Linked DNA regions of Mus musculus: region 1 is linked to region 2. Evidence: chromatin loops called from intact Hi-C (ENCODE). Cell type or tissue: left cerebral cortex. All regions are shown on one strand.

Evidence for each region. Hi-C counts contacts between places; a loop is a spot of excess contacts. Peaks named below come from ENCODE experiments on the same cell type or tissue, not always from the same donor. Only the 100,000 strongest peaks of a DNase experiment are listed, where the experiment ranks them.
Region 1: a loop joins it to region 2, with 3 times the contacts of the local background. A loop is called at or near these places in 2 of 42 quality-filtered maps.

What each region holds. Positions count from the first base shown.
Region 1 is chr12:9,850,911-9,858,910 of GRCm38, reverse strand. No RefSeq gene overlaps it. Among named protein-coding and RNA genes, the nearest start is that of Gm22845, 11 kb to the left of the region's middle. In left cerebral cortex, no CTCF peak of the experiment used is centred here; DNase peaks (open chromatin) are centred at 697, 2,588 and 3,219; H3K27ac peaks cover 347 bases.
Region 2 is chr12:10,163,534-10,171,533 of GRCm38, reverse strand. No RefSeq gene overlaps it. Among named protein-coding and RNA genes, the nearest start is that of Gm46324, 90 kb to the right of the region's middle. In left cerebral cortex, no CTCF peak of the experiment used is centred here; DNase peaks (open chromatin) are centred at 2,752 and 4,192.

The sequences.
Region 1 (8,000 bases), 310 kb after region 2:
AAATGACCATGATTTAAAAGAAATGGCCCTTTGTGGAATTAGAGTTAGGTGGGTGTGAATCGCATCTTCCTGCTCAGTAACTATGAAAGTCCTTAAGCTTTTGCAGTTTACTCTTTGGTTTAATATAGATATCTGCACGGGATTTTTGTGCTAGTTAAATGAAACACAATATCAAAATTTTAAACAACATACTATGAGTTGAATAAATAATGTTGCTCATATTTTCTTGTCCTTACCAGGGTACAAAGCCATCCCTGTGTTTGGCCACATTTTTAATCCATGAAACCCTGGAAATTCAGATGCAATTAGAAACTTCGTCATATACAAATGAGGTGAACAGGAACATGAAACAGGTACTGTTCCCTAAGGAGAGATTAGAATGTGTTTGGATCTATACCACATAAGCCAAACCACCCTGCCCTAAAACCCTGGTACAAGCTTGCTATAGCCAGGACCCATGGGCAACTTGGATAGTGACCTCAGCCTCTCCTTGCAGATGAAACTTCTGGAAACACCATCAGCATCAGCATCAGCCTCAACCACAGGACATATTGGATCATGAGGCATCCCCGTCTTCTGGAGATGGGCTCCTATCCACTTTCAGGCAGAAGCTGCTTTTCCAAAAAAGCCCACTGCCTTTCCAAGAGTCTGGGCTGACACATTGGTAGACATATGGAGTCAGAGGTGTGGGTGGGTTGCACTTCCTTCAAACATGCAACTTCAAAGTCTCTGAGGGTGTCATCTGGCATGGAAACAAGTCAGGAACAAGTGGAACTCCACTGGAATTTCCAGTTATAAACGGTCCTATTCAGAGCTGTATGCTGAATTGCACAATAAGAGAACAAGGAGATGTTTCATACCATTGAAAGGCCTTGAGCACAGAATAAAGAGACACAACTTACACTGCTTTGTCTCTTGAGTTTTGAGGCCTGTTCTGTGTGACCCTAGGTTATAAAAATAAACAACAGTGCATTCTACCCCACCTTGGCAGAAGGCTTGCTTTGAAAGACTTACAGTTACTACATTCTAGGTAGAGTGTCCTTATAGGCTAAGGCATATGTTGAATTCAGGCACTGAAGAATCTGAAAATCGAAGAATATGAACTGAAAATTCTGTCGTGCTGGAGAGATGGCTCAGTGGTAGACTGTAGACTGCGCTTGTAGAGGCTCAGCGTGAAGGGCTATGGATCTACATGGGGTAGTCCACAGGAACCTTTACCTCTAGCTCAGTGACTGTAAGGGTGGTGGTAGTCAACACCTCTGGCCTCAGTATGTAGCTGCACTCTCATGTACATACACAGACATCTTGTTAAGAATTATAAAAATAGACAATAAAAAGTATAAAGCCCAACACTCATTAGCTATGCCCACTGCCTATGATTACATTTGAATCATTAACTGAATCCCTAATTAGCCCTGGACCATCCCCACCCATTTACCTTTCCTTTAATCAACTCACCCAGTGTTCTGTAGTAACTTGAGAGACCACCAATTTTGGGGATAATATTTAGAAAAAAATTCATAATTGTCCAAACTCAGAGTGCCATCTTATGCCAATCTGTCAGCATACAGGACAAGACAGATGAGTAAGAAGAACTTACATACATATCTCATGGAGTACTCTCCAGAGAAGTCTTCCATGATTAGAGGACAGAGACACAGAGAAGGTGTCTAAGATTCAGAACCAGCTAAGTACCAGCACTTATCCATCAGCCTCTTTTATATCACTCTTTCAGTTCTGTTTAAGCAACGTTGTTTCCAATACAATTCTCTTTCACCTTAGCAATAAAGTGATGCAAAATATCCTAGTGCACTAATGTGAATCAACTAGGCTATTCAGGATCCAAACAGAGATTTGTAGATATTACCCATAAAATAATTGAGACTATATACTAAGTACATACTCGTTGATCAATATCCAAAGATGATGATGTCCCAAGAACCTATTGTCTAATATTCTGTTTTTGATATGTAAAGTACACAGTATACATTTTTGGAAGTGCAAATGTAGATAGTACAGTGTAAAGTCTTTTCTTGTAACGCCCACTGTGTGTGTGTGTGTTAGTGTGTGTATGTGTTTGTGTGTGTTAGTGTTAGTGTATGTGTGTGTGTTTCTATATTAAGTACATGCATGTCCTGGTGCATATGTGGAAGTCTGAGGACAACTTGCAAGACTCAGCTCTTTCCCTCTTTCATGTAAGTTCCACATAACCAAACTCAAGTCATCAGGCTTGGCACCAAACCCCTTTATCCACTGGGCAATCCTACCAATTCACACTGTGCATTTTTGTATTGTAGGAATCATTCAAGTTTCCATAACACAATTTCCCCCAGACAAAAAGAGGAGATCTCTACTCACAAGCCAATTCACACTGGGAACACAAGGGTGCCAAGAAACTTCACAATGAAAGCTTGTGTTTGGGGTGTGTGTGTGTGTGTGTGTGTGTGTGTGTGTGCACGCGCGCGCGCGCACGCAAAGCAATGCAAATCCTAATCTAAGAGCATCACCATCCACTGGAAAGATGCCAGCCCCTCTCTCCTGTACATCCTCTGTGTGGATTAGTCACCAAGCTCCCAGTAACCACAATATGACCACTATGTAAGGAGGCTTTCTCCCTGAAACAATGCAGTTCTGTCTGATTGTCTTTGGGAGGCATTTACAGCTCGAGGACATAGCTCTGTTTTATTGAAAGTACTCAGTACTGACTTCTTAGAACATGGCTAAGCTCAGTTGGGCAATCACAGATGTTCCAGGGGGAGGTTCACATTCTTGCTATGGGGCACCCATCAGGGACACACACTGAAAGGTGAGGAAGTCTAAGCACAGCTCACAAGGCTCAGTGCAGGTGTGTTGACCTATTACTCAGACCAAATGCCACTTTCTCAGGTCATTGGTGGGATCTTCTCCTTAAAGGTTATACTAGGTGCATAATGGACGGAGTCTCCACTCTGTGTCAATAACTAATGAGATGAAATTGTGTCTATTCATCAACCTGGGTAGAGCCCTGGAATGTAGTAGCACTGCCCCGGGGACCACACTCCTGTGTACAGAACAAAGTTGTTATTTCTAGAAGAATGTGTCTGTTTCCCTGAGCCCTAGGCTTTCCCTATCCCCACCTCCATATCTAAGGATAGCAACCAAGTGTTCTTAAAATAATAAAAGACTGGCTGTGAGTCCTACAAAAAAAAAAAAAAACCTCAGGATTACAGTTTGTTTCTACTTGACTGAACAAGTCTCGGGCCACAGTACAGGAAAATCCTCCAACCACTATGCCCTGGCATCCTTTAGAATAATTGTCTTCCCTAAAACTTTGCTTCTGGGAGCTAGTCTTATGTAAGGTAGTGAAATTCATGGGGATTCTAAGATCTGGAGTTGAGCAATCTTACCTTGTCCTCTTTAGTAACTATCAAATGCAGGAGTGAGGGGGCCTCACTTCTGTGAACATGATTTTTGTTTCCCAGACTTCTTTCATTTAGTAACTGGCCACTCTCTCTTCCCTTCCTTACAGTTGGCAGCAGTGCAAGTGTAGGGGGCAAACTTAAGGTAGGAATAAACTCTGTTAATATCCATGTTCTGGACTTCTAGGTTGATACTGGGGAAAATGACATTTTATGAACCTATTAGAAGCACAGAAAGGAGATAATAAACAAAATTTGGGGGAAAAAAACTAGATTCTGGTTATAGCTCTGCCATCTATAGTGAGTGGCATGATGGCTCTTACCTACCAGCCCAGCCTCTGAGGACCTTCCTGATGATATCAATAACAGTTACCTCAAGAGTGGTAAGTATTTACAACTTAGAAAGTGGGACAAAGTATTTTACCTCACAACAGAGCATGGACAAGGACTTTTAAAAAAAGTCAGGTTTGGAAAAAGTCAAAGGACAGAATTCTAATTATATGATTTGAAAAAAAGTACTATGTAGCTAAAAGGTCTTTAGGAAAGTGAACTTAAGAAATTCTGAGTCAGGTCACTTAGTTGGGTTCCTATTTTGACAGACTTTTTAAATTACATTATCATAAATTTCTGAAAGATGTAAGATATAGCAGTTTCCAAGTCCATCAGACCATTGACCTTTTTCACAAGAGCATCCAATGACAGAAAAGAGGCTGGGGATGTGGTTCAGTGATAAATTGCCTGCCAGACAGGAGTTTCTCAGTATGATCCCAAGAATCTTTCAAAAGGTGCAGGCAGTTGGGAGAAATAATTGCTCTTAGGGAAAAGCTTTCTGATGAGCCCACCATGATGTTTTGGGGCCTGCACATATGCTCCCTTCCCCTGCAACCCTTGACATTGACTTTAGCTAATCATCATCATGCATTTTCAGCTAAGCTGCCTTGAAACTAAATATCGATAATGAAGAACTAGCTGCATCCCAAAAGTCTTCTCCCATCAACGTCTAAAGCCTTTTGCAGTGATAGCATATGAGCATTAACCACTGGGTATGACTCACATCAAGGATGCTAAAGTAAAGGAGTCCACAGCTTAAAACTCTCCCACAAGCACTAGACAGCAAGCCAGAGAAATGATCTCCATTGTGTTTAGAGGGATGGACACACCTGGGTATCCATGTATAGTCTTGTTTCTCAGAGAAACAGAAAATAATTCAGGGGAAAAAATAGGAACATCTTGTCTAAAATGACCCAGAGTCTAACAGCTGGTCAAAATAGGCATTGGTGAAAGATATCCCTTTATGCTTGTTTTTGTAACTATGAGCAGGTGTTTGCAATTAGCCCTTAATAGAACTTTGGAGCCTCTCTTCCAGTGCTAAATGATATCTGGCAATAGCATTTCCTCAGCATCCTAGAGGAAGAGTTTCCTTTGTTTTAGGTAGTTTGGCTTCTCTGGGCGTAAGATGGTATTAGCTAACCTGTTGGCACCATCAGAGAAAACACCTTATTGTCTATGGTGCTACATAAGCAGCTATTAGTGGCTAAGCAGCTCAAGGAGGTTCCATCTAAGCCAACTGAAAGCATGGTTCCACTTAGATCAGTGGTCCTAGGGCATTTCCTAGACTTTGTCCTCCACAGCAACTTGTCTGTGTCCACCAGATTCTAAGGTCATCCCTATAAACATCTATGCATAAGGAAAAGACAGTAATGATACTCCAGAGGAAATACATGTGGTTTTCCCTAGCACTTACTAGAAAGTTTAAAACACTAAGCATCTGAAAGAGAGCTATGTTTCCTCTTTGAAGTATTGATTCAAAAGGAATCACTCAAGTCTCCTATGCGAGAGGATTAGGAACTTATTCATGCCCATGAGGAGTCTTCAGCATGTGGGAGAGGTGATTTGGGAAACTCATACAATGAACTCAGAGAAGATCCAAGGGGTGTCAATAGCCTTGAGAGACAGTCTGAGCCAAGTCAGAGGGAAGGCTTCACTAGGAGGTATTCACAGAAGATGAAACAATTGACCAAGCAAAGAAAGAGAGAAGAGAGAGATTTCCCAGACTAGTAGATGAATATCCTTCTCCAGGTGTGGCCCCCTTCCTCTCACTACAGAATCTACTATTAGATTCAGCTGTGTTTAACTGAATTTATTATACCTTCAATGTCGCTCTTGTGTATTCATGGAGTCTCAGGATTAGAACATGTATATCTCTGTAGAGTAGGTAAGGAGATCATTCTGGCTGTGATACCATCTATAGTCTGAGATTTATCTACCTACAATATCAGTTGGATTTGAAAAATTCTCAAAAACGTGTCTAGCTCTGACCATGACTATATATGTATATGATATGTGTGTGTGTCTGTGTATGTCCATAAACCAGTCTGATAATCCAGGCCTGCAGCTCACATGATTATCCATTTAGAAGTGACCTAACAATAAAGGTGGCCTTGTCTTACTGCCCAGGCATGTACAACCCTACCAGCAATTCTACTTAGTGCTGACCTGCACAGACTCTAGAAACCTAGCCATCTGCACTTGGAACAATGAAGTCAGGAGATCTCTTTCTCAAAAGTGTTGTTAACTGTATTCTGAAAGCCAATATGTCTCCCGCCAGAAAGAATCGTCGAGATCACAATATAGCGCATTTTTAACTTTTTTTCTTAACTAGATACATTTAAAAGTTCATTTAAATGTACTCAAATCATTATAATAAATATGAGGACAAGCTGAAAACTAGAAGCACAAAATGAAACTGAGTTAGCAGTGATTCTCATTGGAAAGATTCCTAATGTCCAAGCATCATGGGAGAAAGGAAGTGGGGAGAGGAAAATAGCATAGCACAATGGGGAATTTTATCTAAAAAGAAATTCCAACGTGATAGACTGAGACCAGGAGTATACGTTTTTGCTCTGGTCCTTGAACTACATGTTGTGTTTTTGGGTTTTCTTTTCCTAAAATAGAAGTGGTGATAAATTGGGGTGAGATCCTTTAGGATAAACATTCTTTAAAGGAAGGGAGGCAAATGCTTCTCTCTCTCTCTCTCTCTCTCTCTCTCTCACTCTCTCTCACTCTCTCTCTCTCCTTTCCCTCCCTCCCCTCCCTATCTCCCTCCCAGCCCCATTCTGTAGCTCATAATTTACCAGCAAATCCCCAGCAGTGCACCCTCCACCCCCACCCTCACCCATACACACAGGTAGAAGATGCTATCTCTCAGTCTGGAACATTCCATCTTTGCTAACACTTCTTATCACCTGTCATCCGCACAGTGACCGTGAAAAATGTTTTCGGTGGGTGTTTCTGGTTCATTTTGTGATGGTCCCATGATGTCTGCCAAAGTTAAAGTTTAAACTCCCTGCCTCACCATTTCCCTTTATAGTACTGTGTGCTCGGCCAGTGTTTGGGCTGCTTCCTAAAGCCAGAAGTTTCTAGAAATGAAGGCAATCTAACTGTCCTCAGGTTTTTAATGGTGCTCTTATAGTGTAACAATGAATGTGGCCCTACCCTGCAATGCTTGCATTTCCAGCTGGTGTTATGAAGATCTCTATCTAGGAAAACACTTCCTTAAAAATAAAGCAACAGGTTTCAGCTTTGGAGACAATAGCAATATTGTCTTGGGCATTTGAGACTAAGTACTTATGGTACATAGAGATCAGTGTAGTCCTCTCATTCATTCCACACAAGTTACATATTGTTCAGCAACAAGCCCTGGGCAAAGTGAGATAAGAAACAGGATTTGGGGTCCTTCAAAGAAATATATTCAGTCTGTAGTCCCCACAGGATAAGATTATTTTTCATTGTGACATATTTTTACAGTGTTGTGGCTGCTATGGGCAAGAATTCAGGTGCTTTTCCAGCTCAGTCTAACTTTAAACACATCTGAAGCTGTAGGCGCCTGCAGCTTGTGTGTGTGAGTGCTGACTTGCATCAGTTTGCCTGTCTGTACTGATCTCTCTTCCAGCACTACTAGTAGTGCTAGTAGTAGTGTTACTAGTTTGAATGTATGGCAGGTGAATATAAGCGTTTGAGTAGACCGGGGCATGAATGCTTCACAGGTTTGTAAGTATATGTGGATGAAAACGAGGTTCCTGAAATACATGACTGGGGTAGGCCCATAGTTAGTAGTGTTCTGACTGACTCAATCATTGCAGACTTTTGGGTGTACTCCTAAGTCTGGTGCAAGCCCTGTGCTTTTTCCATTTTTCCATTGGGAAAGGGTAAAGAAAAGAAGATGCTAAGGCTGAATTTCTCCAAAGGACGTCCATACTGGAAAGACTGGTGGTATGTACTAGAGAGAGAATATTCTTAAGCAGAAAGGAGCTTGGCTCCAGAAACATTTCATCCTGTGGTGGCTCAGTCCACCATCAATTTTTAAAAAAAACATATCTTTTATTATAAGTGTGGAAATAAAAAAAGAAATATTTTCAATGTGCTGAGTGGATTCTCTGAAATATAATTGATATAATTTTCACGTACATTTAATATCTACTTCATCATCAGAAACAACCTGTCAAGAACATATTTACTAGTGTGAAGGTGACTGAATTTTCCTCAATAAGGAATTAACTTGTTTTAAAGGCCAAGTCAATAATGGTATTAATTGTAATGCTG
Region 2 (8,000 bases):
AAGTTAATGTTGACTGAATAATTATATATACATATGTATGTATGTATGTATGTATATATGTATACACACACATACACATATTCAAAGGAAACTAGAGGAAGTTAGGAAGCAGGAAGGGAGATGTTATAGAGACTGAAGAAGACAACCATATAATCTTAAGTGTGAGAGTGTCAGTTCTGGTTGTACGTTTAACAATACTTTTGCAGGAGTCACCCAAGACCATCAAAAATCATGGATATTTACATTATGATTCATAACATTAGCAAAATTACAGTTATGAAATAGCAATGAAAATGATCTGATGTATGGGGCTATCCGAGCATGATGAGTTGTATTAAATGGCCACCACATTAGAAAGTGTGAGAATGACTGTGTTAGGGTGTTGATATTCTCTTTACCATTTTAATGGCTAGTTTTATATAGTTTTTACAAAGTTTAGGTGTCTAGCCATTTTTTCAAATACTGGCTAAAAGACAAATGTTATCTGCCTTATCGTGAAACTGAAAGCTGGTTAGAAATTTCCCCCTGTGCCAATGAGTTCAAGGCTCTTTCCCACATTCTCTTCTGTTAGATTCAGTGTATCTGGTTTTATGTGGAGGTCCTTGATTCACTTGGACTTGAGCTTTGTGCAAGGTGACAAATATGGATCTATTTTCATTTTCTACACACAAACTGCCAGTTAGACCAATGATTGAAGATGCTTTCTTTCTTCCGTTGTATATTTTTGGTTTCTTTGTCAAAGATCAAATGCCCATAAGTGTGAAGTTTTATTTCTAAATCTTCAATTCTATTCCACTGATCAATGTGTCTATCTCTGTACTAATACCATGCAGTTTTTATCACTATTGTTCTGTAGTATAGTCAGAGATGGTGATTCCCCCCAGAAGTTCTTTAACTGTTAAGAGTTGTTTTGCTATTCTCGGTTTTTTGCTTTTCCAGGTGAATTTGAGATTGCTCTTTCCATGTCTTTGAAGAATTGTTTTGGGATTTTGATGGGGATTAGGTTGAATCTGTATACTGCTTTTGATAGGATGGTCATTTTTACTATGTAAATTCTGTAAATGCATGAGCATGTGAGATCTAAGATTATATTGAAAATGTTTTCCATCACGGGCTCCTATGTCTCACAGAATGTTAAGGTTATACAAATGGAGAAAATTAAGAAAACAAAAACAGTCAAACTCTATGTTTCTTAAACCCAATGCTTTGAAAAGTATTTTGTATATAATAAACACACAAGAGGATGTAAATTCAGTTGGATATGTTTGAGTCTCCATGCAGATATATGAGTACTGAGTCTCCATGCAGATATATGAGTACTGAGTTCTCATGCAGATATATGAGTATTGAGTCTCCATGCAGATATATGTGTACTGAGTCTCCATGCAGATATATGAGTACTGAGTCTCCATGCAGATATATGAGTACTGAGTCTCCATGAAGATATATGAGTGCTAACTGAGCTCCACCTTGTTCTCTCTTGCTTAAGGAATGATATTAAATTATCAAAGTGCATCAGATGTATGAAGATGGAATAATAAAACCTGTTATTTGTACAAGTGATACTGAAAGTCATTAAACAAAGTAAAGGGAAAAAAGAAAACATTACAAATGAGATAGGTCAGTGTGGCTGGCATTGTTCAGTGGTAATTTTGAAACCAATTTATAGTGTTCTAAAATTAAACCATACATAAATTTCAGATTTTCCTACCACTGATGTTGGAAGACTTTCTGGGCATTTCATGAGTAAACAGGCTAAGGAAGTATTGTAGCATTAGAGAATAGTACTCTTTAACAATAGTTATATAACAGATGGACAATCTTGAAGCATCATTGTCCCAGCCTGAATGAATGAATGTACTAACACTCATGCTGAACAAATGAGGGTGAGTTTTGCATACCTTTGTGTATAGATTTTAAAGCATTCCTTTATATACAAATACTTCACTAAGGAACTTATTCATGTGACCAAATATTCATGAATATTTATAATAGTGCTGCTTGTAAATTCCTTAACCAGCAATGTTGGTGAGCTGAAGGCATGGAATTCTTGTTAACAATATTCATTTCTCAAATAGTTGAAACACTGGAAGAAGTAATACCCTTTAGGTATGAGGAAGGCAGTTGTATGTGGTTAATTCTGTGACCCTGATCATAGAAAAGGCCTGGGAGTTTGTCTAGTCTCATGAGCTTTATTCTTTTTTTCTCAACACCATTGCTATATCCATTTCTAAGTAGTTATTGTCTATTAGAAAAGTTCAGCAATTTTCCTGATCCCTCTAGGCATCTTTTCTGCAGTATCATAAAAATCACACACAAACTGGCATTCACATTCTGTAGAAAGACTTTTCTCATGACGAAACTTCTTAATTTTATAAACTTTGTTGAGGCATATTCTGTTCTGCTAGTATTTATGGATCCCGTGTCTGAAATATGAACTATTCCCAACATACCTCTATTGGAGGCAACTTCTATTCATGGTATTTCTTGTCTTTTCTTAGTTCCTCTGTGCCTGAGTTCTTTTCTCATACTTTGGCTGTGTTGTTTATGCAAGGTTTCATTAACTTCTCAAATGAGGCTCCTAAAATTGCAATGCTCCAATGGAGAGTTGTGTACTAGGTGATGTAGTTCACCAGTTTTAGAACATATGAAGAAACCCAGAGAAAGTGGTATTCTTCTTGAAGATCATAGCAAGAAAGTTAGAATGCAGAGAGAGGCTGTGGAATATGGAGGAAGTAGGTGGTGGCTGGCATCATGACAAAGCCAGGCTGGCAGTTGGAGTTTGGCATGCTGAGACAGTATGTAGCTTTCCTTCAGGTTATCCAGGGATTTCAGAATTTCCAAAGGCATCATCACATGATATGATTAATGGTTTTAGAAAACAGTGTCTTTTTATTGTTTAATTTAATTCATTGTTAAATTTACTTTAATTGATTTTAATGGTTCATGGTTTGTAAATTAGTGAAGGAAAGTAAAACAGCAGAGTTGTCCAAATGGATGAGGCAGAAGCAGAGAGAGACTGTAGACATATTTAAAAACATTTTATTAATTCTTTGAAAATTTCATGCAAAATATTTTGATCACATTAAACCCCCTCATGTTTTCTCCTTAACCCCCTCAACACTGGCATCCTTTCCCACCCATTTTAAATGCTTCTGTCTGTCTTCTTGCCCAGTGGTTATAGTTTGTGCTGCCCTGCTATTCCTGGAATTAAAGGCTGCTCTGGTGTGTGACCAGCCTACAAGGTCATATCACTAAGAGAAACCAAACACCTGATTCCTCCTCTTCTAGAAGCTCTCAAGAGCTTCTAGCACTTAAGCTTGTGTATTATGTAACCACCTCCTACCTCTATACTGCAAATACCTGCAAGGCTAAGTGTTGAAAATATGTTTTCAAACATAGGCTTTTAATAAAGGTTTGCAGATTAGTTCCCCCCTGGGTCCAAGGAAAAGCACAGCCATGCTCCCTGGAATTGCTACTGTTGCCTGTTTTGCTTTATGGGGCCACTCGAGACTTCTACAAAACAAAGTCTTTGTCTGACTCCTTCTCCTGTATTTTCACTTTATTGTTCTCCCTTCATCCTTCTTCTGGGCCATAAAATGAAGACACTAATCTTCCAAGCAGGTTGGAAGAAAAAGGACTCCACTACACAGATAGAAAGTCCTGCTACCAAGTGGTTATGTCACTCTGGATATGACTTATTCATCCAGGAATTGGTCAGACTTGTGTGTGTTTGGATGGAAATGAGGGGTGTGGGGTGGCAAAAAATGGGTCATATATCAAGACCTAATACCAGGTTCTTCTTGAGTGTCTCATTGATTTTTTTGCCTGATACCAGTAGCACTTTTATCTGCATACTCATAATCTGATATGCAGTTGACTGTCATTCCATTCAGGCCAGGTATGTCTTAAGGCCAAAATAAGGCATAGATACCTCTTTGTTTTTCTTGTTCTTCTGGCTCATCTTTTTGACTTGGTAACTCTCCTGTTAGCTGCTCTTTTGTTCTTCTGTTAGGTAATTCTCTTTAAGCAGCGAATTCTTCATCCTTTGATGCATTCTATCAATGGGTTGTCAATCACTTATTCCTTTCCTATAAAGTAGACATTCTTATATTCTGGGTAGGACTGCATGGACTAGGATAGATGGTACCATCATATTCAAATCCTGATATTTGTGTGCTGTCAAGTGAACTGAAGACTAGAGAAAGCACCCTGTGGAGGATCTACACCGATAAATGAAGACTCTGGGCTATGAAGAGACATGTGATACAGTATGACAAATAAACATGGGAGATTCTAAGAGTCTGGTGCTATAAGAGAACATAGGAGACATTAAAATATGCATGTAGGAATAGGTGGTAAAGATATCGGTATTCTGCTTTGATCCTTCAGTTATCAACATTACTTTAAGGAAGGATTACGCTTAATTCTAAATACTAGCTAGTACATTAAGAGAGGAATTTACAGTTAAAAAGTGCAATGTATAAGTATATGCATCAAGACTCACTTTTTCTTTCCTTGCAATATACTTTCTTTTAATCTCAGTGTGGGTTGGACCCATTGAACAAATGTGCCCACTTACATTTGTTCACAGCTTTTTCTTTCTTTTTTCTTTCTTTCTTTCTTTCTTTCTTTCTTTCTTTCTTTCTTTCTTTCTTTCTTTCTTCCTTCCTTCCTTCCTTCCTTCCTTCCTTCCTTCCTTCCTTCCTTCCTTCCTTCCTTCCTTCCTTCCTTCCTTCCTTCCTTCCTTTCTTTCTTTCTTTCTTTCTTTCTTTCTTTCTTTCTTTCTTTCTTTCTTTCTTCCTTCCTTCCTTCCTTCCTTCCTTCCTTCCTTCCTTCCTTCCTTCCTTCCTTCCTTCCTTTCTTTCTTTCTTTCTTTCTTTCTTTCTTTCTTTCTTTCTTTCTTTCTTTCTTTCTGGTACCTTTACTATGAGTACTCAGACTTCTATTTGTTTCTGAACAGAATACCAAGAAGTATATAATCACATATTCATCTATGCACGATTCCCAGAATACCAGTGGCTTGAAATCATGAAACTTCCAACTCCTTTCTGAATCCCTAATTAATTCCATCTTTTCTACCATGTAATAGATTATTTTTGAAGGGTGAAGAAATAAGTAATGGCAGAAAGATTCTCAACTCTGAAACAATAGAAAACATATCCTGTTTTAAGCAGATACTTCTCAGACCAAACAGTTTCTTAGACAGTCTATGTGCTTGGTAGACTGTGGTAGAGCATCTTGGTTATCTTCCTTTGCATAATTCTCAATGGAGAACTTAAGGAATACAAAGGTCTTATAGATCAGGAGTTGGCTATACAATTTCAATAGTTATGTAAATAAGGGGATGCTCCCACCAGTACAGTAATGGTATAATTGTTTTGGGAGTAACCAACTACTTTATGATTATGTTTGTAGCCCTTTCCAGTAAAAGGAAATCAGAAGGAGGGGGAGGAAGAGGAGGAAGAGTGGGGGGGGAGGAGGAAGAGGAGGAGGATGAAGAGGAGAAGGAGGAGGAGGAGGAGGAGGAAAAATCTTGGTATTGTAAAATTGAACTAAAATCTATGGCTGGAGATGTACAGACTCAGGCATATTATTGATATCAAGATTAATGGATATATATCAAAACTTGCATATAAATATTTATATTTAGATACTTAGACCGGCACTACTATCCACTTTGCCTAGAGAAGTGTCTTTTTGTAGTGTATAACAGTTACTACATAAATGGTTAAAATGCTAAGAATGAATGACTGTTGAGTTATCATTCCTAATTGGGACTCCCTGAGACCTAGTAGAAATCATGATAGAAGGAGATGGAAAGATTATAAGAACTAGAAACTGGGGAAGAGTCCTGTAAAACACTGTCTTCTGGATATGACATGGCTAATGCAGTTATGAACATGCAGATCCTAGCTATCTGCTATCTAAAACTGATAGAAACAAAAGGCATGAAAGGGGAATTAGATGGCATGACAGGGGATTAGATGGGAAGAGGGAGGGGATTGGTGGGAATTGGAAGGCTAGAAGCAATAGTAACAAGGTGATACGTTCATAGTATAATACATATACATACATATATATGAAATCATTAAAAATTTAAGTAATCCAAAAAACAAGGAGAACCATTTAAATAAACAGTCTTTAGTTAAAACATGAACAAAATTAGAAAAAAATATTATTAAATTAAGTATTATATATCTGTATACAAATAAATACAAATTATTCAATGTCCAATAGTTAGTTATCTATGGTACTTTCAAGCCCACACAATAATAATATGAGTAATTATGAATATTTAGAAAATATGTAACACAAAATATATACCAACGTGGGATAATTATGTCAGTAATGTAATAACACATTTGGCAATTTTGTCATTTATAACTAAGTAATTTCTAGCAGAAGAATGAACCAAAGTATTACTGAGTTCAGCCCATTTAGTCCACCTATTATGAACCTAATGTATCAGCAGTGAATAATACAAAGATCAGTAATGTTCTAACTTGTTTATTTTCCAGTGCCTGAAAGATGACCTAAACATTTTCAAAATTACTTGACAATAAAATATCTTTTAAAAAAAATTTATTCTTTAATCTTTTATTTTTCAGTCCAGACTTATTCCCTTCCAGGTCCACCCTCTGACTGTTCCATATCCCACACCTTCCTCCATCCCAAGAGGATGCCCCCCCCCCAAACACACACACATTCCACTGGACTCCCCTCCCCCTAGTCCCTGGGGCTACAAGTCTCTCAAGGTGCATATCCTCTGACTGAGGCCAGACCTGGCAGTCCTCTGCTGTACAGGTGTCCAAGGACTTACATCAGTTGGTTTATGCTTCCTCGTTGGTGGCTCAGTGTCTGAAAGATCCCAGGGAGCCCAGGTTAATTGAGACTACTGGTCTTCCTATAGGGTGACTCTCCTCCTCAGTTTCTTCCAGCTTTTCCCTAAGTCAGCCACAGGGGTTACCAACTTCTGTCCCTTGGTTGGGTGTAAATATAAAATAATTTTTAAACAGTATTGCAACATAATAGAACTTATGGTGAGAACTTCCTAAAAACAAGATATTAAAAACTAGTGGCTGGAAAATCCTTGTTGTGCTCTTCCTTGGGGAAGACTATTTCTACTGCTCTCGGCAACCCTTAGTTGTATGTCCTTCTTTGTGTAGGGCCCTGTCTACTTTAGTATGTTTATTGTGTTCTCTTCATTCCATTCATGTTGTAACAGCAATGTTGGTGAGACTTCCAATACTAAATGGTCAGCCCTGAAAACATACATTCATGTCACATTATACAAACTTAGAATATATATATATATATATATATATATATATATATATATATATATACATATATATGTGTGTGTGTGTGTGTCTGTGTCTGTGTGTGTCTGTGTCTGTGTGTGTGTGTGTCTGTGTGTGTCTGTGTGTCTGTGTGTCTGTGTGTCTATGTGTGTGTGTGTATCACAAAAGTTAATATGAGACTATAAATTTGGACAGAACAAGGAGGGATATATGGAAACACTGGTAGGAATAAGTAAGGGAGAAATGATGTAGTTATAATTTTAAAAGTAAAAGAAATAATTACTGCAACAGTGACTGATGAGGAGGATGACATGGAGCAGCAGTGTCCATGTCTAACTTGGCCTTAAATTTTGCAGGTGATTTGATAATGGTGGGTAAAGAAGCCATTAAGGTGCAGTAACTTCTTGGCCTCCTTCGGCCTTCCTATAGCAGTTTTACAGTCTGCTGTGTTCTTGCTTGGTTCTTGTTCTTCCTTCTATCTCCAAGTCCTCCAGTTCAAGTGCTCTTGAAACACACATTGTAGTTTTTGTTCTTGTCTTTGCTTTTGGCATTACTTCTCAGACATGTCTGTATCAACCAAATCTACAGCCCAGTACTCTACCATACATGATGTGCTTGGCCAGATACTACAGCTTCTTTCCAACTCCTGCCTCTGGGATATTAGTGGGATTATTTAATTTTATGATGCTGGACTAC